Regions from separate parts of the Homo sapiens genome. Here region 1 is linked to region 2. Evidence: chromatin loops called from intact Hi-C (ENCODE). Cell type or tissue: dorsolateral prefrontal cortex. All regions are shown on one strand. Each heading gives the region's core, and the rest is flanking DNA. Links, peaks and the distances in the headings are about the cores only. Region 1 has its middle 6.6 kb from the start of SPATA8. Region 2 has its middle 61 kb from the start of SPATA8.

Region 1 (2,923 bases), core at 226-2,725, 55 kb before region 2:
TATAAAGATGGTAGTGAGATCAAGTGAACTTTTCTCTCCACGTATTTGCCCATATTTTATACATGTTTTATATTAAACAGATATTGTTTTGGTAATGTGAGAAACTATCATAAGAAGAATGCAGTCAGAGGTCAAAAGCAAGTGGTAGAGTCCAAAGACTCTACAAATTCCAGCTTTGCTACTTACTTGCTTGATGACTTCTCAACCTCAGTTTGCTGAACTGTAAAAGTGAGATAATACCAAACTTTTGTTTTTTGAATCAAATGAGCCAATGTGTATCAAGTTCTTGGTGTAGCCCAGTACCTAGTATATCTTTAGTACATAGTCACAGCTCTTATCCCTGCTGGACTGTGAGTTCGAGGGCAGGACTGGATCTCTTTTCTCCTTTATCTTCATCATGGAAGATAGTCAAAAGTTATTCGTTAAATGAATGAACGAATGAAAAATTTATTTAATCCCAGATCTGTTATTCCAAAAGTTAGATTATTTCTCGATACTGAACATATTCACCTAAAGTCCCTTTTGGGGTCTGCATGTGTATATGTTTTTTAAACAGACTGGCTTTTGTGTGTGTGACAAAATGCCTGGAGAGCCTTTGACCCACAGAAGATGTTTCATGCCACCTGTCATAAGCCCAAATGTATCAGTCCATTCTCATACTGCTAATAAGACATACCCGAGACTGGACAATTTATAAAGAGAAGAGTTTTAATTGACTCACAGTTCAGCATGGCTGAGAGGCCTCAGGAAACTTAAAATCATGGTGGAAGGGGAAGCAAATATGTTCTCCTTCACATGGCATCAGGAGAGAAAAGAAATGAGAGAATGAGTGCCGACAGAAGTGAGAAGACCCTCATAAAACCATCAGATCTCATGAAAATGCACTCACTATCAGGAGAACAGCATCAGGGGAACCTCACTCATGATTCAATTACTTCCCACCAGGTTCCTCCCAGGACACGTGGGGACAATGGGATTACAATTCAAGATGAGATGTGGGTGGGGACACAAAACCAAATCATATCACCAACCACACACATGTTCCACTTTTGCCCTTAAGTTTTTATGACTTTCTAATTATCTCAGCACACATATCATACCTCTGTTTATAACTCTGACTCCATGGCAAGGTTACTCCCATATTAACCATGGCTTTTCTACTTGAGATTTGATGTCAGTATTGACGAGGGAATGAGAGATCACAATCAAAAGATTGAAAAGTGACCAAAACCGAAAACACACCACCACGCAGTGTTCCCAAGTCCCACCTGGATGGTCCATTCAGCCTGGAAAAAGCATATGCTCTGCTCTAAATTTTTTGAAAATGTGTATTATTTACCTATTGCTGCATAAGAAATTAGTACAAATGTAGCAGCTTAAGAAGGTAGATATTTAATACCTCACCATTACTGTTGAGCAGGAATCTGGGCATGACTTATCTGGGTCCTCTGGCTCAGGGTCTCTGGTGCCACAGTGAAGGTGTTGGCAGGGCTGGAGTATCTTCTGAGACTCGACTGTGAAAGAATCCACCTTCAAGCTCATGTGTCATGGGCAGGATTCACTTCCTTACCGAGGGCTGTTGGCTGGAGGCCACCTTCAGTTCCTTGTCACATGGGCTTCTCCATAAAGAGGTTTACTTCCTCAGAGCCTGCTCAGGGAGAGTCAATAGAGTTTGCAAGCAAAATGAGCAAGAGGAAAGTTACAGCCTCATGTAACATTATCCCAAAATTAATATCCCATCATCTGTGCCATATTCTAAGGCTTAGAAACAAATCACAGAACCACTCAAGGGGAGGGGATTACATAAAGGCACGAACACCAGGAAGTAGGGATTCTTGAGAAGGCCACCTACGAGCCTACCAACCACAGAGCCCAAAGGGGATGATTGTAAATTTGTGTTTGGTCAAAACCAGTCCATCATAACTCACATTCTGATCATAGCCAAGTCATAAGGAAGTGACAAGATCAGCCATAAGTAACTCGTCACCACCTTGTGCTGGGAGAATGTTGCTGAGAATACTGTTGTTGTCACTATTCAGTGCTCCTAGATGAGATTCCATGGAACAACCACTTTGAACTTGACTTTGAAGGGAAAAATTCAACTTCCCTTGAGAACTGGAAGTTTTAATTTTTCTCCTAAGATTAATAACCATGATTCCCTTTTAGCCTAGTTAAGCCTGGAGGCTTAACTATTATAACTGTAACTCTTCTATTTTCTATTTCACATTTGTTTGTTGACCCTCGCTCTTCCCTTTCTTGCACATGTGTTATTTTAATTTGTATTTTATAGTCATGTCATTACATATACTCTTATTGGAAGCCACCTAAATGGGGTAGGGTATAAATTAAGGGGGACTGAGGTTGGGTGGGTTTCGACCTCAACATTTAGTGTGGTCAACACAGAGTAGAGGTGAATTCCTGAACCTCTGTCTGCACATTGAGTAAAATACCTGAATGTTCTGTACTTTACCTACTCTTATTATAAAGGAGAAGTTACGTTGAAAGTAATTTTTAAAATGTTGTTTAAAATATTTTGAAAAAAATCATCAAAGTGAATTGTAGGTTAAAACTTACGTTTTTGGTTGGTTTAGTTGAAATTGGGTTTTAGAGAAGAGGCAATAACTAGAGTCTTTATTTGGACATAAAACACTGGCTGGGCGTGGTGGCTCACGCCTGTAATCCCAGCACTTTGGGAGGCTGAGGCGGGCGGATCACGAGGTCAGGAGATCAAGACCATCCTGGCTAACATGGTGAAACCCCGTCTTTACTAAAAATACAAAAAATTAGCTGGGCATGGTGGCATGCGCCTGTAGTCCCAGCTACTCGGGAGGCTGAGGCAGGAGAATGGCGTGAACCCGGGAGGTGGAGCTTGCAGTGAGCCGAGATCGTGCCACTGCACTCCAGCCTGGGCGACAGAGCGAGA
Region 2 (2,923 bases), core at 165-2,664:
TATTTTTATGATGAGGTAAACTTCATTGTTATCTTTTTTTTTTTTAAGATATGGCCACAGCCACTCTAACCTTCATCAATAACAACACTGATCTGTCAGCAGCCACAACCATCAAGGCAAGGTTATTACAATTGGGCTATTATAATATTCCAGGTAAGAGATGATGATTTCTGGAAAAAAAGATTATGACTGGGAAAAAGATTACCACCTCCTGAAGCCTCAGATGATGATTAGCATTTTTTAAGCAAAAAGGTACTTTTAGTTAATTTATTTTTATTTTTAATTTTTTTTGGGGGGGACAGAGTCTCGGTTCAGTGCAGCCTCTGCCTCCCAGGTTCAAGCAATTCTCCTGCCTCAGCCTCCCCCAAGTAGCTGGGACCACAGGCATGTGCCACCACTTCTGGCTAATTTTTTATTTTTAGTGGAGAAGGGGTTTCATCATATTGGCCAGGCTGGTCTCAAACTCCTGACCTCAAGTGATCTGCCTGCCTTGGCCTCCCAAAATGCTGGGATTACAGGTGTGAGCCACTGTAACCAGCATTAATTAATTTTTAAATTAATTTAATCTAATGTTCTTCTTTTTAGACACACTGCCATTGCACACGTAAGTATACACTTAAGTATGTATATATTTATAGTATATACAAAACTTTTGTGTGTACTGGGAAACCAAAAAATTTCTGTGACTTGCTGTTCCAATATCTGCTTGATTGTGGTGGCCTGGAACTGAATCTGCAGTCTCTCTGGTGTCTTGTGTATCTCATGTGCTTCAGGAACAGCACGTAGGCCACAGCAGTGGATGTGCAGAGATGTGGATAAGGCAGGGAGAAAATCAAGTTGGAGAAGGAGTCTGGAGCCAGCAAATAGAGGGAGTTGAAGGTCCACGTCAAGGATTTTAGATTTTATTCTATGTATATTGGAAGGCATTTGAGGTGGTGGGGAGGGGAGAAACTCCTGACTTTTTACCAGAAACCCGACGCTCGTCATCGCCATCTTCACTTTCTGATGCTCTTATATTCAGTCACAATTCTGGTTTATGTGACTCATTCAATATCGCTCACATTTGTGTATTTCCAGCAACCATCATCTCTTGCCTCAGATATTATAATAGCCCAATTATAATAACCGTCTCATTCACTGTTCATTCTGCAGCAAAACCTGATTGTGTTTAAAACCTCTCAATGGCTCTCCACTGCTGAAGTTGACCAGACTCAAGCTGGCATTCTTGCTGGGTCCTATCACCCTGACCACCTCACTGTCCCTTCAGTTTCTTCTGTCCCCTCTCTCTTTCTGTGCTTCATCCTATTGACCTTTTTTTCTATTATTCAAAGAAGAAATAGTCCTTCTTGTCTCTAGGCCCTTTTCCTTTTGCCTCTTCTTCCTACAATTTTGCTGTAATGCATCTCCCAAATATCAGCTTAAATGTCTCTTTCTCAGGAAAATGTCCTGGACTCTCCAGAAAGACCCAGATCCCTCTCCAATACGCTGATAGCACTTTGCACTGCTTCTTCATGAAATTCACCAGAATTGTAATTCATGGATAATTGCTTTCTTATTTGTTTAATGCCTGTCTTCCCTGTAGCACTCTAAGCTTCCCAAGTGCCGGGAATATCCATCTTTAGCCTTGTATTCTCGTTGCCTGCTCCAGAGCCCGATACACAGCAGGCCTTTGATACATACTTACTATATATTTACTGAATGACTACATCGCTCAGTGAATGCACTGTTGGAATCTGATAGCACTTCTGGTGCTGGCACATGGTGGCAGTCGATTTCATGTCCTCTTTCATTTGATCGAAATTTCAGTTTACCAAGGGAAAGAAGCTCTTTTATTCCCCACCACATCTGGCACCATTGAGTAGGCATGGAGCTTGGACTTGATCCCTTGGAAGAGTCACATCACCTAATTAGACCAATCCTGGCTAGAAGTAGAATTGGGTTACTATTGAAAGCACAATGAATGAATGAGGGCCCATCGATTATCCATTTTAGAATCCCCTTTGGCATTCAATACTCCTTGTCCCTCAGTCTCAAAACTTTACCTCTCCTCAGATTTTTCTATCTGACCAGTAATTCTCTATCTACATCTTAAATACAGGCATTCTCCAGAAGCTTCTCCTCAGATCCCTCTGTTCCCCTCCCCTCAGGCTATGAAACACTAGCTCTAAATAGGTGTGTGGCCCCCACGTTTGTGTGGCAAGTTCCAGCGTGTCTGCTGAGGTCCAGAATGTTTGTGCTGGATGTCCCGTGTGGTGTGAAGTTTCATATAGCCACTAGCTTCTCCTCATGGCACCACAGCAAAAAATATAAAACAGAACTTAGGAACAACAGCTTAGGGGACTCTTTGACTTGTCCTTATCCTTCTTTGCCTGTGTTCTCTAACTTCTCTCACATCTGCCTCCGTCTTGCCCGTTCCTGGTACCACCTAAAGATAAGTTCTTTACTTTTTATTTTTTTATTTTTTTTTTATTTTTATGTTTTATTTCCATAGGTTTTTGGAGAACAGGTGGTGTTTCATTACATGAGTAAGTTCTTCAGTGGTGATTTCTGAGATTTTGGTGCACCCATCACCAGAGCAGTGTACACTGTACCTACCCAATGTGTAGTGTTTTATTCCTCGCCCCGCTCCTATCCTTTCCCCCAATGCCCCAAAGTCCATTGTACCATTCTTATGCCTTCGCATCTTCATAGCTTAGTGAGAACATATGATGTTTGGTTTTCCATTCCTCAGTTACTTCACTTAGAATAAGGGTCTCCGATTTCATCCAGGTTGCTGCAAATGCCACTATTTCGTTCCTTTTTATGACTGAATAGTATTACATGGTACACATATACCACAATTTCTTTATCCACTCATTGATTGATGGGCATTTGGGCTGGTTTCATGTTTTCGCAATTGCAAATTGTGCTGCTATAAACATGC

The links. Hi-C counts contacts between places; a loop is a spot of excess contacts. Peaks named below come from ENCODE experiments on the same cell type or tissue, not always from the same donor. Only the 100,000 strongest peaks of a DNase experiment are listed, where the experiment ranks them.
Region 1: it touches region 2 in a loop (4-fold over the local background); 2 of 110 quality-filtered maps call a loop at or near these places.

What each region holds. Positions count from the first base shown.
Region 1 is chr15:96,788,624-96,791,546 of GRCh38, forward strand. No RefSeq gene overlaps it. Among named protein-coding and RNA genes, the nearest start is that of SPATA8, 6.6 kb to the left of the region's middle. In dorsolateral prefrontal cortex, for the core only: no CTCF peak of the experiment used is centred there; a DNase peak (open chromatin) is centred at 1,571.
Region 2 is chr15:96,843,315-96,846,237 of GRCh38, forward strand. No RefSeq gene overlaps it. Among named protein-coding and RNA genes, the nearest start is that of SPATA8, 61 kb to the left of the region's middle. In dorsolateral prefrontal cortex, for the core only: no CTCF peak of the experiment used is centred there; no DNase peak of the experiment used is centred there.